Regions from separate parts of the Mus musculus genome. Here regions 2 and 3 are each linked to region 1. A link is a loop called in an ENCODE intact Hi-C map of the cell type or tissue named here. Cell type or tissue: left cerebral cortex. All regions are shown on one strand. Region 1 holds the start of Gorasp2 (golgi reassembly stacking protein 2). Region 2 holds the start of Gad1os (glutamate decarboxylase 1, opposite strand). Region 3 holds the start of Dync1i2 (dynein cytoplasmic 1 intermediate chain 2).

What was found. Hi-C counts contacts between places; a loop is a spot of excess contacts. Peaks named below come from ENCODE experiments on the same cell type or tissue, not always from the same donor. Only the 100,000 strongest peaks of a DNase experiment are listed, where the experiment ranks them.
Region 2: a loop joins it to region 1, with 7 times the contacts of the local background. A loop is called at or near these places in 4 of 42 quality-filtered maps.
Region 3: a loop joins it to region 1, with 3 times the contacts of the local background. A loop is called at or near these places in 2 of 42 quality-filtered maps.

What each region holds. Positions count from the first base shown.
Region 1 is chr2:70,656,523-70,664,522 of GRCm38, reverse strand. It overlaps Gorasp2 (golgi reassembly stacking protein 2), which reads right to left and starts at 3,014. Exons shown (of 10, transcript NM_027352.4): 1 at 2,763-3,014. The coding sequence starts at 2,825. In left cerebral cortex, CTCF peaks have their summits at 501 and 3,093; DNase peaks (open chromatin) are centred at 3,093 and 6,732; H3K4me3 peaks cover 2,019 bases; H3K27ac peaks cover 1,318 bases.
Region 2 is chr2:70,562,568-70,570,567 of GRCm38, reverse strand. Gad1 (glutamate decarboxylase 1) reads right to left here. Exons shown (of 17, transcript NM_008077.5): 2 at 6,658-6,800; 3 at 3,320-3,382. The coding sequence starts at 6,736. Gad1os (glutamate decarboxylase 1, opposite strand) reads left to right here and starts at 7,211. Exons shown (of 3, transcript NR_040496.1): 1 at 7,211-7,309. In left cerebral cortex, a CTCF peak has its summit at 3,018; DNase peaks (open chromatin) are centred at 2,022, 3,080, 3,673, 7,394 and 1 more place; H3K4me3 peaks cover 2,636 bases; H3K27ac peaks cover 1,612 bases.
Region 3 is chr2:71,206,722-71,214,721 of GRCm38, reverse strand. Dync1i2 (dynein cytoplasmic 1 intermediate chain 2) reads right to left here and starts at 2,776. Exons shown (of 16, transcript NM_010064.4): 1 at 2,648-2,776; 2 at 167-283. The coding sequence starts at 274. In left cerebral cortex, no CTCF peak of the experiment used is centred here; a DNase peak (open chromatin) is centred at 3,015; H3K4me3 peaks cover 1,319 bases; H3K27ac peaks cover 783 bases.

The sequences.
Region 1 (8,000 bases):
GCTAATTATTTAGGCTGTATGACTAATCTATCTTTATTTGTTCTTGATTTTAAACAGGGTCTCAGTCTGTAACTAAGAGTAGCCTAAAACTCATTTTGTACTCAAACTTGGTCTTCAACTTTTGGCAATCCTGCCTTACCTCACAAGTGCTGGATTATGGGTGTGGTTGACCACACCCCACTCTAATATATATTTTGCCCACACTCAACTTCATTATGCCACAGCATTCAAAACCTTTGTGGCATATATATAGGGGGTAGAGGAAAGCACAGGAAAATAAAGACAAAAACTCCAGCAGTATTTACCTTTAGACAGTGCAATTTCATGAAACTTTATCTTGAAATGTGTTTAAGTGTTCTATAAAGAACGGATAACCAGAAAACACAGCAACTTAGTAAAATGAAGATCAGTACTTACAGAATGTTAAGTCTGTAATTTTGGAATGTATAATTCAAGTGAAACAAAAAGAATTTAAGGGTCTGAACATATCCTTTGAAGAATTAAAGACCAGAAAACTCCGTGCTCAACACCAGGAGGTGCTAGTTAACCACATTCTCCTATGAAGCTCAATGCAGTGAACCTCACGGCCCTGTTAGGAAACATCACAGTCACAGTAGGTATCATATGCTTCCACCAGTTACACAAAGAAGCAAAAACCTGAGAAAAGCAGATGAGGTGTGGGAAGAGATGCTTCTCTGCATAAAACACACTGAATGACCGCAGGAGAAACCCTGCCGTGGTCAGTCACCTCTGCAATGGGGATAACAGTAAATATATAATGGGATCACAATTGCACCGAACCATGCGGGAAGGCAGAAAAAAACACGTATACGCCACCTAAGAGAACAGACAGGAAGACAGAAATTCATAGCACCTAAGAAGATAAAGTACTCTGCTTAGAGTAATTGCTGGGTCTGTTTCCGATTGCCCAAAGATTGTAAAGCAGAGCTGAGCAGTAAGTACTGAAAATAATCTCTCCAAGTTTACTTGATTATGTGGATTCCTGTAAGATAGCAGCAGATACGGGCATCAGAAGAGCAAATAGTGTTTTTACCACTAACAAGTGAACGGCCAGCAAACTGGTAGTTACCACAGAAAGTGAAATTACATCAGTTCAAACATGGGTGAGTTTATCTCAAAAGTTTCCTGCTATAGACACATTGGCTCACAAGATCGGGGTCTGTAGTGGGACGTACCACCATGCCTTAGGAAGCAACGGATAGGAGGGAGAGAACTCTTTTTTTCTCTCTGAAAACAGAGGTAAGGCAATGAGTGGCAAAATCAGGGAGAGAGAGGGTTAAAAACTTAAAAACATTTGCTTTCATGACATAATCACTAAAGCTCCCTTGGTTTATACCCTCTATACAATGATTTCATATTTTGTAACATTTGTGCTCCAGATGCAGACTGGTAACTGGGGCTGCCCCTACTATTTCTAAAGCTCAAGGAAGAGAGTAATAACACACCTGTACTAACTATGTGTGCACTCAGAAATCCTCCGAAGCACACCTATGAAGACGACATACTTCAACTGTCTTCCATAGGAATGAGCTCATTAAACTGAAGTTCTGTTGACATGAAGATCCATCTAAGACCCTAAAGACTATTTTTTTTTCCTACTCATTAACACTAATGTGTCTTACTAGGTTTCCCTGGGTGTTTATTATAATAAAAATACTGCAGCTCCCTAAGGGTTCATGGCCACACTCAGAATCTGCAAGTAACAGGATAATACACCTCACATGAGTCAACTCAGAATCAGACCAGATGAAAAAGCATCGCCATTAATTTTCCTACGAACCCGGGATGAAGCAGTTCTTTCTCCTGTGTTTCCTATTAGTGTGGGATTTAGGAGTTTGGTTAGCTGAAGGAAATAGGAAAGTAATATGGCATATGAAGAAACACCCTGGAAAAACAAGGGCTTCAAAAGTCTCTTTTGAGTGGAATGGAGAGACAACCACAATCCCGACAACCAGGTGACCAATCACAGTCCTATCGTTCAGGTATCTGGGCTATTTTAAAACGTTATCTCATTCAGAACATGCGACCCAGGGCAGAAAATGAAGGTAAGCAAGCACACTCTCAGAGAAGATTGTCCCTAAATGGCGATGCAGACTGAGGCCACTCTGTTCACAGCCCATGTTAGCACTCACACAGGTGTCACCACATTCCTGGTTCCACGAGGAAAGGACCGTTCACAGGCGGATGTGTCTTTGACCCCTGGTGTCTGGCGCTGCGTTTCCTCATCAAGCCTGGCTATTTTGGAAACTCTCCTCCGCGGACCTAAACCTCAATCTCCCCGACTATTTCATCTTAGAAAGAAGAACGGAAGTTCCTCTCCTCCAGGAAATGTTGGAGAGATCTGGAAGGGTCAGGAGCGACCCGGAACGGAAAAGTCCTATCAAAAATCAACTAAATTTAAGTCTGTCAAATCTAGCCCGAGGCCGTTCGTGCTCCTTTCCCTGTCCAGGTGGCCCTTGCAAGCATCCAGGGGTAGCCGAGATGAACCGACACCGGTCGTGACATCTCCGCTTAGCCTGTGGCTCCGTCACCCTCCCCGAGAACACAGGTACGGGTTCCGGCTCCTTCTGGAGGCGGCGCCCCTTGCTCTTCCTAACTCTGAAGCTCAGGCCAGTGCGCGGCGAGGCCGTGCGGAGGGCCAGGAGCCAGGGTGGTGGGTCCCGGGCCACGTCGCCGGCAGCCGCGCCCAGGGTGCTCCGCGGACTCGGGCCTGGCCGCCCCGGCGTCCCCCCGGGCCTTACCCGCAAAACGTGGTAGCCCTCGGTGCCGCCGCCCGGGATCTCGACGCTCTGCGAGGAGCCCATGGCGGCGGGCGATCCGTACGACCCGGCCGGCTCAGCGCTGCTCCGCCTCGCGCACCGCCCGCTTGGCGACTCCGCGTAGCTCTTGGGACGTGGCACTTGCAGCAGCCCGAGCCGGGCCGCACAGCCCGCCGGGAGATCGTCGCCCGGCAGCCACGGCCGCTGCCACGCCGCAGACAGCGCCCCCTGACGGGAGCCGGAGGGAACGATCGGAAGAGCGCAGCGGGCGGAGGCAGGGAGCGCGAGAAAGCGGAAAGACAGCCCGGAACGCGACGGCTCGCTACGGGGCCCCGGAGCAGACAAGACTTATCTCGGCGCGTTTCTACCTTCGCAGAAGGGTATTTGGTCGCAGCGCCTCCTGGTGACCAGAGGCCAGAGAGGAAGGGAGCAGATGCCGAGCACGCCTGGCGCTTGCTTTGTTTTAGGTCTTGTTTAATAAGATTGTATACCTGAGGATAGTTCACAGTGCCTTTCTGGGGTTGGAATATCAGGTATTCTCAGCTCACGTTTATAAAGAGCAGTGTTCCCTGAAATAAAAGCGGTTACTGTTTTGTTGTTTTTCTTCTCGTCCTGATAGAACACTACGGAGCTACGCAGGAGCGAGGGGCAGGGGTTGGATTTCCTTGGAATTTTGCCTGTTGCCCCACTGCACCCCTCTCAGTGTTCCCTGCCCCGTCTCCTCCCCATGCTATAGTTTGACTTTCAGTAATGGTGTCCCATCCAGGTGTTGACTGTCTTTGGTGTTTTGCAGTGTGAGCTATTATTAAGGGTTCTGAAGTATTCTAGTCCCAAATGGTTTTTCATAGTTAACCCAACACGCCACCAGTTAGATAGTCTAGTTTAAAGGATAGGTAGAGGAGCAAATGAGTGGTGCTCTAAAGAGCCAGGGGAATACAGTACGGGGACCTTTCTTCCCGACAGCTGACCAGTTCGCCATATGGAATCAGAATCATATGAAATTAAGAAGACTGGACTGAAAGAGATACCCATAGACAAAACTAAGAAATACCAGGAAGAGCTTGCATTGGGATCTGGAGTGAAGCCCAGAGGTTTCATAGTCCCTAGCCTGTGGAGGTGGAGGAACCTTGAAGGGATGGACCTTGTAGAAGGAAGTTGGAGTCTGTCCTTAAAGTAGGGAGTAGAACCCTGCCGCTTACTTTCTCTCTTTGCCTCACAGCTGCCCCGAGATGAACAGCTTTGCCAAAATAATGGAGCCAACAGCTATGGACTGAAACTACAAGCCAAACAAATCTTTCTTTCTCCTTTAAGTCGTTTTTTTGTCATTGACAAAAAGCTAACAGAAGGCCAATCTGAAAAAATTCCTAGGGCTGAAGAGGAAGGAGGCTTACGGGTTAAAAGTGTTGGCTGCTCAGTCATGTCAATGGGAATTCAGATCCCAGCACCGACAATAGACTGTCTATAATGCTTATAGCTTCAGCTCGAAGGGATCTAGCACCCTCTTCCAGCCTCAGTGTAGACACACACACACACACACACACACACACACACACACACAGAGAGAGAGAGAGAGAGAGAGAGAGAGAGAGAGAGAGAGAGAGAGCTGGGATCTTGCTGTGTTCTCCTGACTAGTCTTAAATCCCTGATTCCCAGTGACTCTCCTGCCTCAGCCTTCTGAGTAGCTGAGATATGCCACTGTGCCTGGCTTGTAAATGGCATTTTTGGTGCAATTGGAGAAACTTGAATATGGTTGCTAGAATATTAGATTTAGGAGAAGACTATTTCTTTTAATGAAAAGGAAGATAATTACTGAGGTAGGGAGCTAGTTAGAAGACAGACTGAGCCTATAGGCATATAAAATGATTTTTTAAAAATAAAGTATACATTAGTGCATTCCTCCACATAGGACTGTCTGGGATGATAAGAGAAGGGGCTATACTATGGACTTCTGAGTGGTAACTATGTATTTATCTTGGGTTCTTATGTATTCTATACTGCTCAAGGACCTGCCTTTTTATAACAATTTTTGTTTAAAAATTGAAAATAAATTACCACGTCTCTCTTTGCTGCTAATAAGCCAATTATAGTATCTTTCAAAGACCCCACGAGTCCATAGTTAAATAAATGAAAGGTGTGGTCACATGACTTCTCAAGAGCAGGGAGTGCAGCAGAGTTGGTTGCATGTTGCTGGTATGTACTGGAGTGCCTGGCAGCTAATGCAAAGAATCAATATTTAATACAAGACAATAAATATAAGAACTAGATTTGTTGATAATCATCTTATCCTGCTGGGCAGTTAATAATCTCCTTCATGGTACTGATATGTTCAGATGCCAAAGTTTTAGCTTAGGGGTTGGGAGATGGCTCAGGGTGAAGTCATTCACTGGGCAAACACAAAGACTCAAGTTCAGATCTCCAGAATGCACATAAAAAGCCAACCCATTGCTGCAGGAGTCTGTAGCCCCAGAACTGGGGAGGTAGACACAGAAAGAGCTTGGGGACTTGCTGGCTACCAGCCTAGTGCCAGGTTCCTAGAGACCCTGTCTTAAGGAAATAAGTTAGAAAGTGAGACCAGAGTACACAGTGACACACACACACGAGAGAGAGAGAGAGAGAGAGAGAGAGACAGAAGACAGAGACACAGAGAAACACATATGTATGTATGTATGTATATATATGTATAAATGTATATATGGGTGTGTTTGTGTATAAATTTGGATATACACACATATATAAATGTGTCAAAAGAGTATATATAAATCTAAATAGTATATAAAATAGTATATATAAATCTAAATAGTATATGTAAAATAGTATATGTAAATTTAATCTGTCAGCTTAAAATAGTAACAAGAGAAGAATCACACCTGAGAGCTGAAAACTCGGTAGTCACTTGATCCTTGGGGCTGAATGCGTCAAGTAGCCCCACAGTGGCTGTTTCTCTCTTCGAGTTGACAACCAGTGGTTACTCAATCCACAAGTCAGGGTGCCTCAGTCGTTCCAATCTGCTGCCAGAAGCGCAGAAGATTCCTGGAGAGCTGCTGGTCCCTTGTCCATGATGACAGCTTGGAAACTCTAGCTCTGATATGACTGAGGGAATCAGCAGCAGCAGCAGCAGCAGCAGCAGCACAAATCAACTCCATGGTAAGAGGGACATCCAAGTGAGCAGAAACAGAGATGATCTCCTCTCTGACAAACACGTTTTAGCTTGACTTAACTCATGCATGACTTAATTCATACAATTCCTGCACTTCTCAAAAGTTCATACCCCAGAAATTCACACTAGCTCTCTTCTCGTTGTGTGCTCTTGGAACAGTTAGCTCCTTAGTTTCTGGTAACATCTCAGCCATCACCATAGGCTTGCCTTTCAGTTGGGCTAAGAATCCAGCTTTTGAGGGCTGAGGGATGTAGCTCAGTGGTAGAGCCTGGAGCAGGTCTGGTATGATAGCATCCATTCACTATTAGATCTAGAGTTTATGGTGGGGAACATGGTGTTAGTATTTGTCAGGAAGTGTTTGCTTGGCATGTGCAAATCCCCTGCCTCAACCTCTTATTTTCCCACATTTTCCTGGAAGAGGAGGAGGAAAATTTAAAACATTACTGATTTGAATTAAATAACTTCACAAACAGTTAATGTGGCTTCTATTTCTGCCTCATCAATATGTCTGTTGTGTGGCAGTTACTAACAGGTGAGGTACAGATTTGAGACCTTTAAAAAAATATACCCATTACTCCTGTTCCTGGTATCAGTCTGCCTTCTTCATTTTGTTGGGGCATATGCTCAAATGGAAGGTAATGAATAAGATCCTGAGGATGCCGCCAAAGCGAATGTAAATAAATTCAACACAGTGGAGGAAAACACATGGGAAATTATTGGCCATGTCAGTCACAGTCTGAGTCAGAATCTGCTGCAGGCAAGTTGGCATTTTGAAAACATCACAGGCAGCAGAAAAGTGGGCTTCTGCAAAAACCAAACACCAAACCAGATACCTACAGCTAAAACCAATCAATCAAACCAGTAGCGGCTTACTTCATAGAACCAGCCTTTATGCATTTCATCTGGGTTTTGTTGATTCTGAACTATCGTCAGTAAGCAACTCATGATGGCAGGGACACTTTTCTTCCTACGGACGAGTGCAGCCTTATCCCTCCCTGCCCATAACCTGGAAGGTCTGGCTCCTTCCTGAAGAGATCAGATAAGGGGTCAGTCCACACGGCAACCCCTTCGTTGTGTAGTCTGCTTTGCTACTTAGCAAAATTGTCATGTTAACGCCATAGAAGCCCAGCGGCCACTGCCAGGACTACAGGGACTGATGACCTGTGGGCAGTGTATGACTCCACATGATTGGTACCCAGGAAGGGGCAATTTAGCAGGATTCTGCTCATAAAACACACGGAGTGAGAGCTGGGCTGAGCAATGAACAGATTGCTGTCTGGGAACTGGCAAACTCGAAGAGAAACACAATTTCGCATATTTGCATATCAGAATGGCAGCTGTGGAGGGTGTTTTGCCCTGTGCTTTGGTAGTGACAGAGGAGCGACACAGAACAGCTTCTGTGTAGGTAGATGAAGGGATGCAGATTTGTCTGTGTGCGATGTTAACAGGGAGTGGTAGAGTGTTGGCTTTCCACCCTGGGTGGGAATCAGGAACTCTATAAAAAGGTAAAAGTCCAAGCGCTGCTCTGTCCTCTTCAGAGGTGGATCTCAGGTGATCCTGATACTCAGCAAGTTTGAGAACTTCCTCATGAAAGCAATGTCTGATAAACCTGGGCTTATTTAGCACTGGGACAGATCCTGTGGGAAATTGAGTGGTCACCAGACTCAAATGGTACTGACATTCTTGTGTGCCTTTAATGTTTCCTATTGTCAAAAATTATTTATTTAATGAGGCAAAGTCTCAATGGGTAACTCAAGCTGATTTGGAAGTCACTGTGTAGCCCAGGCTGGCCTTGAATTCACAATTCTGCCTCAGCGGCCCCAGGTTACAGGAGTATACTATCATGCTTGGCCCATTTATTTTTGAAACAAGCTTTTATTATCTTGGGACTGTTCTTAAGGCCTCAGAAAAGCTGCAGACAGCGCACAGTTCTTGTGTGCTCTTCACTCTGTTTTTCCCATCGTTCATATCTTACAGGAAATTGGAGCATTAGTCAAAACCAGGAAGCACACATTTGTGTCAGGAGCTGAAGTCTATACTCCTCTCTGATTTAACCATTTTTT
Region 2 (8,000 bases), 94 kb after region 1:
GTTTTTAATCATTGAGATCCTTTAAAATGATCCAAGCTCCTCACGGCTCAGAGAGGCCCTGCTAGGGAGCTATTTGCTTCTCTGAGATGGAGGAATGAAATTGAAGGGAGAATAATATTGAGTGGGTGCTTCAACAACAGTCTGACTAGAAAGGGGTCCTGGCTAGTGGTCCCTGAGACTGCCCAGGACTGCCCTATATTCTCTGTTGTTCTATACCCCAGCCATCAGCATTTAAGGCTAGCCTGTAACTGCTGCAGGAAAGAAAGGGATCTTGAACTTGTATTGGTTCAAGTTCACCCACCCACACTCAAATAAAGATGGGTAGCATCCCCAAACGGACTCCTCCTCTGCTGGTGGCTGTTCCTCATTCTTACTCCCAGTGAGCCCTGTGGAACCAGAGAGTGGCATGGCATGCTCCAGACAGCTGTTTGCAAGTGGAGCTCCAAGCTTGGTGTGGCATAAAGACACACGGTCACTGGGCAGAGGGGATGCTGAAGCCCAGCACCAAAGCCACTTAGAGAAAAGAGCTCCTCTTTCCTCTTCTTCTTTTAAATGGGCACACAACATATTAACAGATTGCCTACATTTTTTTTTTTACAAGAAGCCAGAGCTACAGAGTGCCTGGGCTATCTCTCTCTTTAAAATAGGCAAATAATAAAAACTTAAACACACGTGTGGAAGGACTGTCTGAGCAGCAAGTTCCGGACCTCTGCAGAGGAAAGCGATGGAACACAAGGGTAGAGCCCAGTTCTTGCCACAAGCTTTCGTTTACTCTATCTAGGTCATGCCACCGCGCCCGCCCGCAGCGGATCTCCAGCAGAACCCTGGGTTTCTTCCATCCGATTATTCCCTGGGGTTCAGCCTCTGGAGCTGAGAACCTGAGTAGTGACCCCCCATGGCCATCCTTGCAGCTTCATTTCCTGGGGTAAGAAGAAGCAGGGTAGGGGATGGCTAAGAACTGCATCTCAGCAAGGCATGCGGATGCTGGGACCTTCCAGGGTGCTGGATTCAAGGGTAAAAAGAGACTATTAGATCCTTGGCTGTCAAGGCAATGGTGGTATTAGGTCAAGAAGGTGAAGTACTCCTCATGCAGAAGGGTCTGGGATTAAGTGAGTCCGGGGAAGGGGTGTAGCGGAGGCTATAGATTCAGGCTCAACATTAGTTGACCAGTATACTCGGCTTTCCAGCTTAAAATGGAAAGCCAGAGTTGGCCCAAAGCATGGGAAATGAATCCTTATGTTATTTTGCTTGACAGTCTCATCCTCTGCTCTCCTCCCTGTCACTCAGGTTGTAACTTTCTTCGTGTGTGTGTGTGTGTGTGTGTGTGTGTGTGTGTGTGCGTGCGTGCGCGCGCACAGAGAGAAATCTTTTTAAGGATGACAGCCACCCACCTCCAAGTCCACTACCTCATGGCATTGGTTGTTAGAAGAGGCAAGGTGGAAAATGTAACAATAATTTAGAGCCTCCACTCCTGTCTCAACTGCTCTAACTTTATCCTGGCCCCTTTCCCTTTCCCTTTCAGGACATCCCGGTTGTCTCCAACAGGACCATTTGGACCTTGTCTTCCAAGAGCCAGTAGCAAGAGCAGCGGGAGGCAGGAAGACCACTGTCCCTACTCACCCTCTCCCACAGGCCAGGAGCCTCTAAGACAAGTGGCCTTCACCCAGAGACCCCAGAGTTCCTTCCGTTCTGATTGCCAGTCCGTTGCTGCTTGCGCGACAACGACTGAGGCAGAAGGCGAGAGCCAAAAGGGACCAAGCAGGAAACGGGCCATTAAGCCAGGAATGGCTGGGTGGGAGTGGGAAGAGGCTATTAATAGAACAAAGCTCGGGGCTGTCAACGACGTAAAGACCGCTTCTGGTGTTGCCCACCAGTTTTGAGCGCCAGGGATTGGGTCAGGTCCCCAAACCTCTGGGTCCTATGGCCGAAGGGCTAAGCTTTTCCAGAAAATGAACTACGTCTCGCAACTAAACAAACGCACTAGGTCTTCGCCACCCGCAAATACTGGACTCCCGGATCCAGAGCCCCAGTGATGCAAGGAGGGTGCTGCACGGCCAAACACTGAAGGACGCTGGTTTCCAAAGGCCCTAAATAACCACTCTCCCCAGCGATTCTAAACAACCACAGACCCGGAAGCAGGGGGAGGGGCATGAGGGTGCGGGAAGGTCAGGCCTCACTAGCACCCACTCCCCTCGGGGCTCCCTGAGCTTCTTAGGCTGGGGAGGGTTCTGCGCCCCGCGCCTGCTTGGCTGCTATCTCGAGCACAGCAGCTGACGGATAGCTCTTTAATAAGCCCCTCGTTAATCTTCCCCCGCCTTTCCACCCCCTGCCTGGGGACACCCGTATTTTCAGGCCCGATAAGGCTGGAGAATTTTAGACAGCGAAATGTAGTCAGAAAAGCAAATCCTCATTGTTCAGACGAAGCCACTCAGCTGTGTCCCTTCGAACAAATCCCAGCCCCCCCCCGCCCCCATTTTTTCCTTGGGCGTTTTCATTTCAGATCCTCTCGTTTCTTTTCCTCTCTAGCTTTCGGATCTGTTTTTCTTTCCTGCTGGCAAATCGTGCCAGACAACCTCCCTCCCCAACATTCCCTCCCTCCTTGCAGCCCCCTTTGCGCACCTGCCCCACTTCCTTTCTTTCTGCGCTGTTGCCATCGAAGAGCTGCAGGACAAACGGTCTAGACCGCCCTGCTCACATCTCCCCTAGACAGACCACCCAGAGCTGCAGGCAACCTTTTTCCTTTCTTGGGCCCCCAAAGCCCCAGGAACGAAATTTGAATTACCGTGGCAATTAGGTGCAAACCCCACAAGTTGGGGAAGTCACTTTTAATGGGGGGTAGTGGTGGGGGGTGGAGGATGGAGTGAGCGACCACGAAGGGTCAGTTACAGCCTTGATAGATATTGCACCTTTGGTCTGTTCGCCGGGAAAATCAGACCGGTTCACACTTTTTATGAGATTTTACACATTCGAGAGCAGAACGCACTAGTCCAAGCAGCCCAGCGCCGGCGAGGATAGCCTGGCTGCCGCTTGGGGGTGCTGTATCCCAATTTCTGAGGCCATACTGGGTGAAATGAGTCCCCATAGCTATGCGGTTTCTGATTATAAGGACTCCAGAGGAAAAGGCCTCTCCTGCCAAGTGAGAGAGGCCACAGGAGGGTAGGAGCCTCCAAGGGACCGCATCCGCTGGGCGCTGGAACAGTAAGACAATTAGAATACTAGACCGATGGGTTAGAGTCTCGCTTCGGATGTGGGACTCTCCTTCAAATTCAGTCGCTTCTCCCTCGAGACCCATCCAGCCCCTGAGGGCCTGTTTACTTACCACAGATCTTCAGGCCCAGTTTTCTGGTGCATCCATGGGCTACGCCACACCAAGTATCATACGCTAGGAGCAGAGAGAGAGAGAGAGAGACAGGGGGGTGGAAATTAGAGAGCAGATTGGTCGGACCAATGAGAAACTGGGTAGAGGGCAAAGGTTTTCGCGAGGACTGTGGAGGTTTTCATGAAAAGGCACGGAAAAAGCTGTTCTGGAAGGAGCAAGGAGCTACCCTACTTCTTTGGCTCAGATAGAGCTCCCAGCTCTCCTCATGTTTCCTGCCTACTGTTGACTTCAGGAACCAAACCGTGTCTTGGAGAACTGGGCCTCACAGCCACGGACCCCGCCCCCAAGCGATCCCCACCAAGGCAGAGGCAAACTCAACACACAAAGATCCAGACCTTGGCACTGGCGTGACCCAGCACCCACCCGCCGGGCCCAGCCCCGGGTCCCAGGCCTCGGACTTGAAGGGCGACAACACACCCGCTCAGATAGGGAACACAGAGGCATCTGGGACCCAAACGTCTCATAATTTCTTGGCGGGTCTCCAGCCGAGTGGCAGCTTAAAATAAACTGGCATGAAATGGGGTCGCGGAAGAGTTCAAGAATTAATTGGGTGAAAAATAGTATTTGAGTAGATGATCGGACTCGCATGGCTGCTCCAGTCAGATTGGGGAGGCGAGAAGACAATAGTGCGCCAGCCAGTCCTGTCCTCAACCCCACCCCACCCCCCTTCGCAACCTGCCCCTCGTTAACCCTTCCTCCCGACTTCTAGAGTCTGAAACACGCTGTTGAGAGCACCTTTCTCCAGGTCTGAAACCCGGGCGGCAGGACTTGCCCCTCGCCCCCCGCCCTTTCTCCCAGGCCAGTCTCAAGGCGTTCTGGTCTAAGGGTCTTTCGCGTTAACTCCCAGCAAAGAATGCAAAGAGGGAGAAGCCTTCCCGCAGACTCCTGAGATGGGCGCTAGGAGAAATCCCCTTCCTATCCCTCCAAGCAAGGCGCCTCCCATCCTCCACCCCAGCGGTGTGGGAGTGTTAGCTGCGATAAGCAAAGTGACATCCATTAAACCTCAGGCACAACAGAGCCCCAGAGAGGCGAAGAACCAGCCTGACGTCGTGAGACAGTATGTCACGGTAGGAATTCCAGTGACAGACAGGAAATCTGTGCAACACCAAGCCCCTAATAATAGTACCTGGAGCATAAAGCGCTACTTCCACCCAGTATCTGTGCTTTCTCTTTAAACTACAATCTCATCTAATCACCAGAAGAACCCAGGAAAGTGTTGTAGGTCTAAGACTCAGGTGACAAAATCATTTCAGCCCAGAGGCTACAATTTCTCAAGGTCACTTGGCCTGAGGTTGGTGTTCAGAAATATTCCAGTGCCGTCCCCCACGCCCCAAGTTAGGTGTTAATAAAAAACAGGTAGGAAGAGAGATGGGGGTCGAGAACCCCTTTGTTGTAGCCGGAGTTAAGAATGCTTCCCCCCCCCCCATAGGCGATAGGCAGGAGGGCTCCTGCTTGCCAGGGGGTTGCTGGGATAAGGTGTGAGGGTACAAGGTGTGTAAGGTGTATACTGGAGCAGAAAGGGACGCCTTCCGGTAGACCCTGCAGAGGCAGAGCCCAACAGCAAACTGGGCGGGTGGGGGTGTGTCTTCCAGGGAGGACAGAAATTAGACAGAGCAGGCAAGCTCTCTCAGGCTTTCTCCAGTTAAGGGTTAGGGGTTCCCAGGGAAGGGAGGTGGAGGTGGGGTGTCCTTAGATCTCTGGCCTCCATTTAGGTGGTTTCCGGAGGTACCACACCTTGTATGGACTCAGATTATCGACTTGGCCTTTGCTGAGGCTGGGCATTTGAGAACTATGGGGTAGTCTGCTAGGATGTAGAGGTGCCTAGTGTGGAGGGTGGTCCCCAACCTTGCAGAAGGAATAACGGTGTGTGTTGGGGGATAAAGACTGGAGTAAGATGTGGGGAGGACTGGAAAATAAATCTATCAGGGTTCAATCTACAGACAAAAGGGGCGCAGGCCTCGAGTTCGGCCAGGCCAGCTCCCACTGCTGACTCCACCGCCAAGGCCTGGATCACGTGCCACCGGCACTGACGACTCTGCCTGGGATCTGCTTTGTTGTGTGGGCAATTGTCGCTTGCCTGTGTGCAGGAAGGGGGGGGGGGCTGCTAAGAGAACTGCAAGGTGGCCTGAGGACTTAGGGTCTCCTGCCTCAGAGTCTGCACCAAGAAATTCAAAGGGGGGTTTCCTGCCTTCAGCTTGCCACTTGTGTACACGGGAACTGTTGTTTTCACGGGGCTTACAATAAGTGCCATAAAGACGCCAACAATAAAGCACTCTCAACCACACAGATCTCCCGCAGCTCCTCTTCTGTAGAGATTCTGGTGGTAGGGGGCGCAGAGCTGTCTGGAGCTGATAGAATTTTGGGAGAGGGGTGGTGAAAGACTTAACCCCAACATGGAAAAAAGATAAATCCCACGACTCCAGTCCTCTATGTGGAGTTAGAAAGTCAGGCTGAATTAGAGACAGATCGGATGGGGAAGCATAAATGCCCTTTTATCTGGTTTCTCTATTCTCCCCAAGACTTGTCACCTGCTGACAGGTCTCTAGAAAAAAGCACAGGGGTGCTTCTGCCTCCTGGCTTGCCAAGCCACATCTCCTCCTAGTTAGCTGCCAAGGTGCCCCCCCCCCCGTCACTCTGGATGATGCTTAAATGCCCCTCCCTCGCCTTTTTTTTTTGTCTCTAAGATGTAATTAATTGAATCTCAGGCAGTTTTGTGCACCTTTTACGCCCCTGGCTTCGCCCTCACTCGTCAATAGCTAGACGCAAATTTGGAGCAATTAGGGACCCAGAGTTTTCTAAAAGCTGCAATTAACGTCGAAATTTCCCCTGATTATGGACTGTGAGTACAGCGCTGGGGGCGGGGGGGGGTGGAGGAAAGGAGAGGAGGAGGTCAGGTTTCATCTCAAACCTAGAGCTAGGAAACTGTTCTCGCTGAGACTCCGGGTTCCTCACACTACCCCTCTGTTCTGACCCCTGTTGTCCCGCCAGACACAAAAACACAACACAGCTCCTTGAACGTCTCTGCCCCTTAGACCCCAAAGATCTTTCTTGCCCGGCCCTTGTGAAGTCCTCGCTGCTCTTCGGTGCCCTGGGAGTAACCTCGCGTCCCTGGCAGCCAAATGACCTCTAAGCAGGAACCTGGAATAGGGCCCCATTTGTTTCTCAGCCTCCATCATTTCTACGCTCTCCTTTCGCGTTCCGACAGCGCAGCCTCCCGCAGTGCCAGCGCCCCCACCCTCGCTGCAGTCCATTTAATAGGAAACTGGGGCAGGACCTACTTGTAGGGCGCAGGTTGGTAGTATTAGGATCCGCTCCCGCGTTCGAGGAGGTTGCAGGCGAAGGAGTGGAAGATGCCATCAGCTCGGTGGTCTTGGGGTCTCTACGGTTCAAGGGTCCCCCGCAGACTGGGCGCAGGAACAGGCTGCAAACAGAAGGGAGAGCTGTGCCGGGAGAGCTTCTAGGTCCTGCGGCCCGGGGCACCGAAGTCTCGGAGACAGAAGGGAGACCAAGGGCAGCGAGCTGGCTGGGTCCTGGTGCGCGGTCGGTGGGAGGGGGTGGGGAGGCGCTCGCTAGCTCTGGGACTGGGGCGCAAGCACAGTAGCCCCGGGCGACTCTCAAGTCTAGAGGCGCAACGGGGTGCTCCGAGTGAGGCTCACAGCTAAGGGGCGCCGGAGGCGGGTGCAGGACGCGAGGGATGGGGTGAGGATAGGGCCAGGAGCACTAGGGAGCACTCATCGAGCAAATTCCAGCCCAGCCGAGACAAGCCCCATTGGGCTCCCAGCAGCCTGGTGAACGGGCAGAAGAGGAGGGGGGAGGGCGTGCGGGGCGGGCACGTCTGGTTCGGTGTCTGGCTCCCGTTGTTGTGTCTGGCCAATTCCTTGGAAAGAAGGAGGCTCACAGCGCCGGGGACAGGGACTTTGGTGAGACAAGGTGAGAAGAAATAGGTCCTCCGCCCCTCAGGACTTGACCCGCTAAGAATCAGTCACCTTGCACTCCAGACAGCCAAAAGGCAGCGTGTCGAAGCCTTGCTGATCAGTTTCTTGTCCCACCTCGTTTCTAGCTTTCTCAACCCTAGAGCGAGGCTCCGTCCCAGATTCACTGTTTCTACTCTACCTAGTCCCCAGAGTTCGTTTCACTGAGCCAGAGAAGGTGGCAGAGGGTAAAAAGGAGACCGTCACCCGGTGGCGAATTTGCGCCTAGGGCGCAAGAGACCTCGGATAGAAGAGTGCGCGGTTCCCCTATTTGGTGTTTGTTCGTGGACAGAGTGAGGGAGAGAGGGCGAGAGAAGAGGAAGAGATGGGGAGAAGGAGCGGGCGAAAGAATGAGAGGAGAGGGAGGAGAACGGTAATCTGGGTAAATCTAAGACCCCGCAGAGCGCAGCCCACCAGCCGCCTTTTGCGTGTCGTCCCTCGGGCCGAGCATCTGTCCCCCCCCCCCCCCGCAACCTCCGCGCGCTCTCGCAGCTCCGCGGGCGGCGGTGGGACGCGGGTGCTGGGGAAGTAACAGGTTATCGCTCCTCGCACCTTCTGCCGCTGCTACCCAGGCGCGTATCCGACAGCCGTGAGCTCCGATCCCCCAAGCGCAGGCAAAAAATGGCTCTGGGGTCACTTCAGCCCTTATG
Region 3 (8,000 bases), 550 kb before region 1:
ACCCTGGACCAGTTTCCTCATCTTCGTACACCTGCCTTCAAAGTACAATTCACTGATAATGCTGCACAGGCAATAACAGCTTGGGAACTGCACTGGTACTGACGATATTATGGAATGCCCTGACTCATACTCAAGGGTTTTGCTTGTCTTAGTGAATCAAACATACTTCCTTTTTTTTCCTTTCCTCTTCTTTCCTCTTCTTTTCTTCTCTGATTTGGGCCAACCGTTGCTTCTTACGTTCCAACTCAGCTTTTAAATCACTTTTGTCCGACATGGTTGTGACCTTAAAAAGCATGCCAACATTAACAATAATCATTACATTGATTTAAAAGAACAAGCAACAGGCTTTTTTTAAAAAAGTACTTCAAGAGGTGTACCAAGAAGCTAAGAATTTCAATGGTACCCATAGAGAACACACAAGTTCTACTTTTAAAATAGCAAAAACCATATATGCATACTGTTAAAATGTAAGAAAAATTATACACAAATGTATGAAGAAATATTTCCTAGAACTTGAGCACAACAGCTAGTACATAGATGTTTTCATGTTCCTAAGCCCAAATTTAACAATGTGTCACTGTAGCCAGGTTGGCCTTGAAATCATAATGTAGCCCAGGATGTCCTCATGGCGATTCTCCTATCTCAGACTCTGGTGTGCCAGAGTTAGCCAGCACACCCAGATTCCATGTTTTCTGATGTCTCTGTATTTGAGTACTAGATAATAAAAGTCATAACTAATGCTTAAAACAAACGACACTGTTGGTTTTAAGTTCTAGACGAGTATGATAGTTCACACCTGTAATCTGGGCTCTCTAGGAGGGAGGCACAAAGATTCTGAGTTCCAGGCAGCCTGGGCCATACAGGGCAAGACAGGCTTTTAAAGAATGCTTATGTCTTCAGCTATGAAACCAAAACTATTACCAGAGATGTCTGTGTTTTGTTCCCAGAAACTTAATAAAACACTGAATAGCTAAACAGGAAGTTCCTAAAAATTCTTTTAAATTCTATAGATGTTCCATGACAATCAATCAAACAGTATATTTCCACCTAACACCTTCTTGTGGCATTCTTATGATTATCTATATGGGCCTGAAATGTTCCATGGTAGATAGTCATCTGGATGAGTTGGGGGCTGTGTTTTTATGGTTTTTGTTACCTTCACAGCATAGCAACCTTAACACTGAGCTCACAGCTGCTAAACGATCCATCTGCAAAGTAGATGGGATTACGAACACAAGCGTGTCCTCATACTGACTGTTATGCAGGAGGGAGGGAGGAACGAGGAGCTTTCTGAACTGGAAAGGTAACCTAGGGACTCAATGTAAGGTAGGAGCCAGGACCTTGTTACCTTCTCTACATTACTGGTTCAACCTTTGTCAGTGTCTCTCTCCATACAACTGCAGGATTAAATGCTTTTGATTAAGGAAACTGGGTTAATAACCTCTTGAAAAGTCTAGGAATCTCTTAGGATCACAATAAAGTTGGATTAAGGGCAAATTTGGTAAGGAGGAAAAATTCATCTATGAAAATGAAAAACATTCTTCTATGTAAATGAAAAAGGGAGAATTCTTGGTAGCGTACTTCAGAAAGACAGGACAGTGGGCAAAAACTAGTGAGCAAGTAACAGGAAATCCCTTTAATATACACTTTTTTTTCCATTTTTTATTAGGTATTTAGCTCATTTACATTTCCAATGCTATACCAAAAGTCCCCCATACCCACCCACCCCCACTCCCCTACCCACCCACTCCCCCTTTTTGGCCCTGGCGTTCCCCTGTACTGGGGCATACAATGTTTGCGTATCCAATGGGCCTCTCTTTCCAGTGATGGCCGACTAGGCCATCTTTTGATACATATGCAGCTAGAATATACACTCTTATATATACTCCCAACCAAGTCATTTGAACAAACTCGCAAAGCAAAGCTCGTGTTTCTTCACCCACTCTTTTCAGGTCTCTAAAAAGCTTCATACTGTAAGGGCTGTTGAAGAAAGTTTCCATACACATCACTCTGTATGATTTTTTTTTGTATTATGTATGATAAATAATACATATTATTTTCTGTTTAGGACCAATTGTCAACAATATACCAATACTGCCTGGAATCTAGTTTGAAGAAATACTTCTTCCTTCAACTCTAACTATTTTGTCCCGCTGAAGCACGGGCGATCAGTTAGCTCCCTCATTATCAGACAGGTCAGGGCCTCTGCTCCGTGACTGACAGGTTCATTTTCTTAAAACTCCGGAAAAAGGAAAGTGTCTAGAATGATGTTTACAATCACAGTGTTCAGAGACCTCCAACACACACGCTAGGTGCCTGGTCATTGCTACTGACCCAAGTAGTAGTGATCTTTATTAATAAAAACCAAGCAAAGCTTAAGGAATTACTTTCTCCCTAGGCTTAAGGCCAAGAGGGTGCGGTCCGGGCTGGGGTGTGTCCGAGGTCCACCAGACGGGTGCAGGACAAATCCCGAGGGTCCAGGCCGCCTGCGGAGGGTCCCGAAGGGTTGCCAAGGGCCCTGGTGGCCTCCCCAGGCCGCTTTGAGTCACCCGGGCCGGCGCTGTCAGAATATCGGCCGGGCGGCCCTACGAGCTCCAAAGCGGCCATCAGAGGCAAAAGGGACTTGAAGGAAGCGCGGCCGACCGACCTGTCAGGTGGCGGAGTGGAGATCGCTTTCTCTGGCCGGTAACTTCCCGGGAACGTCCCTCTCCAACTGTCGCCGCCGCAGATCCGCGGCGTCCCAAGCACACAAAGAGGGATGGGCGGCGGCCGCTACGGCGAGAGCCGAGGGACAAATGGCTGCGCCGAGACGCGGTCTCACACAGAATCAGAGTCTTTGCCGCCCAGCGCAGAGGGGCGGCCTCTCCGTGACTTACCTTTTGTAAAACAGAATCTCCCGGTTGAAACAGATACACCGGCCCGGGGCCCGAAGCGTTTCCGCTTTGGCAAAAGCTGGACAACCACACCTCACATCCTGGGGCGGAGCCCTCAATACCTCCAGAGAACTTCAAGTCCCGGCAACCAGGCGCCCTGCCTGGGCGAGCGAAGCTCTGTGGGAGTTGTGGTCCCACTAGAGGCAAGGAATGCTGGGATATGTAGTCAGTCTTAGCTTTCCTGTCCCCAGCACCAAGGCCATCTTTCTGCCCTTAAAATGCTAATGAGAACATTCCAGAGTTTGTATTGAAGGTGTTTTCTTCCGTGGAACAATGATTACAATGCAGCATGTGCTGCTTAAGGTCTGTGGCCCAACATTAACAAAATCTTAAGTCCTGTTTTTCCATAATGAACCTGAGAAAAGGGCATTTTAAGAAGTTTATTTATAGGCATGTGCTCGTAGATTGATTTGCAGGGGCCATGGATTATTGAGGATTCTTGTAGCATGTGACACAAGATCAAAAATAAACATATATTGGGGCTGGAGAGATGGCTCAACTGTTAAGAGCACTGGCTGCTCTTCCAGAGGTCCTGAGTTCAATTCCCAGCGACCACATTGGTGACTCACAACCATCTGTAATGAGATCTGATGCCCTCTTCTGGTGTGTCTGAAGATAGCTACAGTGTTCTTGTATAAATAAAATAAATAAATCTTTAAATAAAAATATATTAATTTAAGCAGGGCATGGTGGCGCACGCCTTTAATCCCAGCACTCCGGAGACAGTGGCAGAGGCAGGCGGATTTCTTAGTTCAAGGCCAGCCTGGTCTACAAAGTGAGTTCCAGGACAACCAGGGCTATACAGAGAAACCCTGTCTCTAAAAACAAAACAAAACAAAACAAAACAAAAAAATAATTAGCATAAAAATAATTTCTAGTATTTTATAACAGAATAGTTTCCTCCAAAAAGTGTGTTTGGTAAGAAAGCATTTTATACTATTGGATCTGGTTAGATTTTTAATATAAAGAAAATAATTGAAATAAGAATTTACCAGAAGTGCATGGGCTGATGCATGTGGCTTGAAGAATTTATTTGAATAATCTGAAGCATTATTTGCCAAGTATTAAAGCGTTATTTGCTAAATATTAAAGGTAATACCAAAGCATTACTTTCTTATCTTCTAGAAAACTGACAGGAAGAACATTGTTTAAGTTTAATATTGATCTCAAATTTGAAGCTTTAAAATTTCAAAGAGCGTTTAGTTATGCAGACTTTGTTTCCTTCTTTCCAAATAGTTTTTGTTTAGTCACTTGAAAATTGTTATGAGTAGCCATTCATCATGTACCAGGAATGGAGCTGCACACTCTCAGAGCTGAAACAAACTTTCCTCTTCTCAACGGAGAAACACTGGGTTCTCAGTTCCATCAACTGTTAAGATGAGATTGTGTAACTAAGTCATAGAAATAGGTAGGTAAGAAAAAAAATACTTTCATTAAGAGATGCTTCCAGGTACGAGTCTTTGATTTTGGAAAGTTGATTAGAAATCAATCATGGCTGGGCAGTGGTAGCACACACCTTTGATCGCAGCACTTGGGAGGCAGAGGCAGGCAGATTTCTGAGTTTGAGGCCAGCCTGGTCTACAGAGTGAGTTCCAGGACAGCCAGGGAAAAAGAAAGAAAAAATTAATCATGAAAACAAGATTCAGAAAAGTACCATGGTACTGAAAAAGAAGAAGAAGAAGAAGAAGAAGAAGAAGAAGAAGAAGAAGAAGAAGAAGAAGAAGAAGAAGAAGAAGAAAAAGGAGAAGGAGAAGGAGAAGGAGAAAGAGAAGGAGAAGGAGAAGGAGAAGGAGAAGGAGAAGGAGAAGGAGAAGGAGAAGGAGTAGAAGAAGAAGAAGAAGGAGGAGGAGGAGGAGGAGGAGGAGGAGGGGGGAGGGAGGGAGAGAGGGAGAGGGAGACAGAGGGAGAGGAGGAAGAGGAGGAGGAAAATAGGGTTAAAGTACAAAGATGAGAGCGTAGAGCATAGTAGAGAATCAACAAATAATTCAGAATGGCTGTGGGCTAAAATTAAAACTGAGGATTGAAGCCACAGGAAGAGCAAAGTCATATATATCCAAGCCTAGACTGAGATCAGTCACTCACAGACCGTGAAGGCCAATCTAGAGTTCTGATGTCCGGCCATGTTTGTTGTCAAAGCTTGACAATGACACCATGGGCTCATTTTCTGATGTTAGGAATTATATACTGGTGTCAGGGACAGCTTCAGAGAAGAGGGACAATTGCCCCAGTCCGATGACTAAGATAGCCTGGGCAAGAATACCACTTCCTGTTTCTTATTCCGTACAGAGGGGAAAAGAAAAGTCTTCTCAGCCATTTCCCTTTAAAAAGCAAAAGGAAAGGAAGGAGAGAGAGAGAGAGAGAGAGAGAGAGAGAGAGAGAGAGAGAGAGAGAGAGAGAAAAGAATGACCAAGCCAGATCTTGTCAATTAGTGTTGGAGTGTTTGCCTTGTGATTGCTCAGCTGGGGCCTGAAGACTTGTAAATGTATTTAGAAGACAGAAATACAACATGTAAGACAGCAACAAAACCTGGACCGATTGCCAGGAGAAAATGCCCCAAAGCTGCTGGAAACTCACTCAGCAGGAATTTGGGGAGTGTCTTCATAAATGGGCAAAGTTCTCACATCAAATCCATTGATGAGCCAGGCTGTGTGCATTGCCCTATGGTATGGTCTCTGCTGTCTGCAATCTTCAGGCTCCCTTGGAGTCCCCACTGTGTCTAACAGAGCCCTGTGAGTGGCTGCTGATGCTGCAGCTCATCGAGAATAAACAGAAAGTCCGGTGACGTTGGGCTGCACCTCACATAACTGTAGTCACCTGAAACTGTCATGTGGTTCCCCAGCCCCAGCTCTTCCCATCTGATCTGCCATGGACATATGGTTTCATGACTTCTGTATGTTGTGAAAAAGGAGACCTCTCAGACATCAAAAAACTCTTTCCCTTGGGAGTTTTACAGTGAAACTCAAATCCCAATAAAATAGACACCTGGGGGGAAGAAAGAAAGAAAGAAAGAAAGAAAGGAGGGAGGGAGGGAGGGAGGGAGGGAGGGAGGGAGGGAGGGAGGGAGGGAAGGAAGGAAGGAAGGAAGGAAGGAAGGAAGGAAGAAAGAAAGAAAGAAAGAAAGAAAGAAAGAAAGAAAGAAAGAAAGAAAGAAAGAAAGAAAGAGAGAAAGAGGAAAAAAAAGAAGAAAGAAAGGGGCACAGGGTGCTGGTGCAGATTCATGCCGTGATCTGGTGCAGGTAACACACACTTAGGTATCACAGAAGATTCCACTGAACTCTGTCTTTAAGATGGGTCCTCCTTATTGTGTTTATATAGTGTGTGATCAAGAAGTTAAGAACAGCCAAGCAGTGGTGGCGCACGCCTTTAATCCCAGCACTTGGGAGGCAGAGGCAGGTGGATTTCTGAGTTCAAGGCCAGCCTGGTCTAAAGAGTGAGTTCCAGGACAGCCAGGGCTACACAGAGAAACCCTGTCTTGAAAAAACAAAAAAAGAAAAAAAAAAAGAAAAAGAAAAAGAAAAGGAAAGAGTCACAGCTGTGTTCTGCTACCCAGAGCTTCAGGGTCTCCAAGGAGCCATGGGACTCGCCAGACATTTTATAAAAATCAACCATAGCATTTACTGCCCTGTGTACTTTCATCACACAGACTACCAAAAAACTACATCACTGAGGAAGAGAGCTAAATCTGACAGCAGTGCATGAAGCTTTCTAGCAATGGTGCCTTTTTACAAAATACTTTTAATTATGTGTATTGTGTGTAGGGTGTAGACTTGTGAGTATGGATGCCTGCAGAGGCCAGAGGCATCATTTTGAGTTACAGATGGTTGTGAGTTCCCTGATGTGGGTAAGGGGCCTCAAACCCCTGTCCTCTGGAAGAACTGTATGTGCTCTTAACTGCTGAACAGTCTCTCCAGTCCCGGACTATCACACCATTTAATATTTACCTCTATTATCACTTGGTTAGATAAACCTTTGCTAAAATGACATATTTGAAAGTTGAAAATATATTTCTATGAAGAAATATCTTTCCCAAGACCTTTGCATAAAGTGTGTGGTCTCTACTACTTTACCCCACATTAATTAGGGGTTGTCAAAGATCCTGCTTTGGTTCTCCAAGATCAGGAGGCTCTGCCTCTGGGACTGAACAGTTGTTCATCTTTTCAATATTAATAGCTCCTCTGAGCTGCTGGAATTTAAAATTTTTTTTCTAAACACTTCACCTTCAGGAACTGTATTTGACCCTTTCAGCAGCACTGACAGAAGAAAGGGCTTTCTCCCAACTTTGGAACTATCCTAACTTTGCCATTTCCTCTCCCGGGCAAGGGAAGCTCTTTAAGAAACTCGCTTCCCACAGGGGAGTGCTCGTGGGCTGACCAGCAAGTCTCTCATAATTTAACCGCATTACTTTTCTATTATCCTTATTATTGTTCTAGTCTGTATTTTTTCCTTCAGAGTGTTTGCTGCATTGTTAACGTAATACGGGCTTTTTCCCCATTATTTCCTCTACTTGTCTTGATGCACATATTTTCCCTCTTAGTGTCAAAATAAGGTGATGGGGAATTCGGAGTCCTTTCCGAGCTGAGAATACTTTTGTAATCTGGCAACCTTTGGCATGAAGCACATATCCTAGTGAATGATAGAGCACTTAAGAGTGATTCACCACTGAACATTACAGAAAATAGGCTGAGGGGCTCAAAAACTCAAGGCAAGTTCCTTCTACTCAGCGTGGTGTATGTACCGGATTCTCACTTTTCTACCCCCTATTATGTGGTTAAGAGAGAGGAGATAATGACCGGCTTCCTAAAGTTACCTATAATGCACTCAAAACTCTGTTAGGTGTAATGGTTTTAAGAGGCAGGATGAAAACACAGCTAGGAGATCAACACAAAAGGAATCATTTTCAGATAGCGACAGTGAGCCTGCGTCCTTTTGCCTGCACGCATGCACACACACACACACCTCCCATTAACTGTAATGGGAATTATGAGTGCCCCATTAAAGGAGCTTATACCCTCCAGATGTGGTGAGAGGATGTTCATTCTCCCTGGGTTTCTTATATTGATTTAGTTT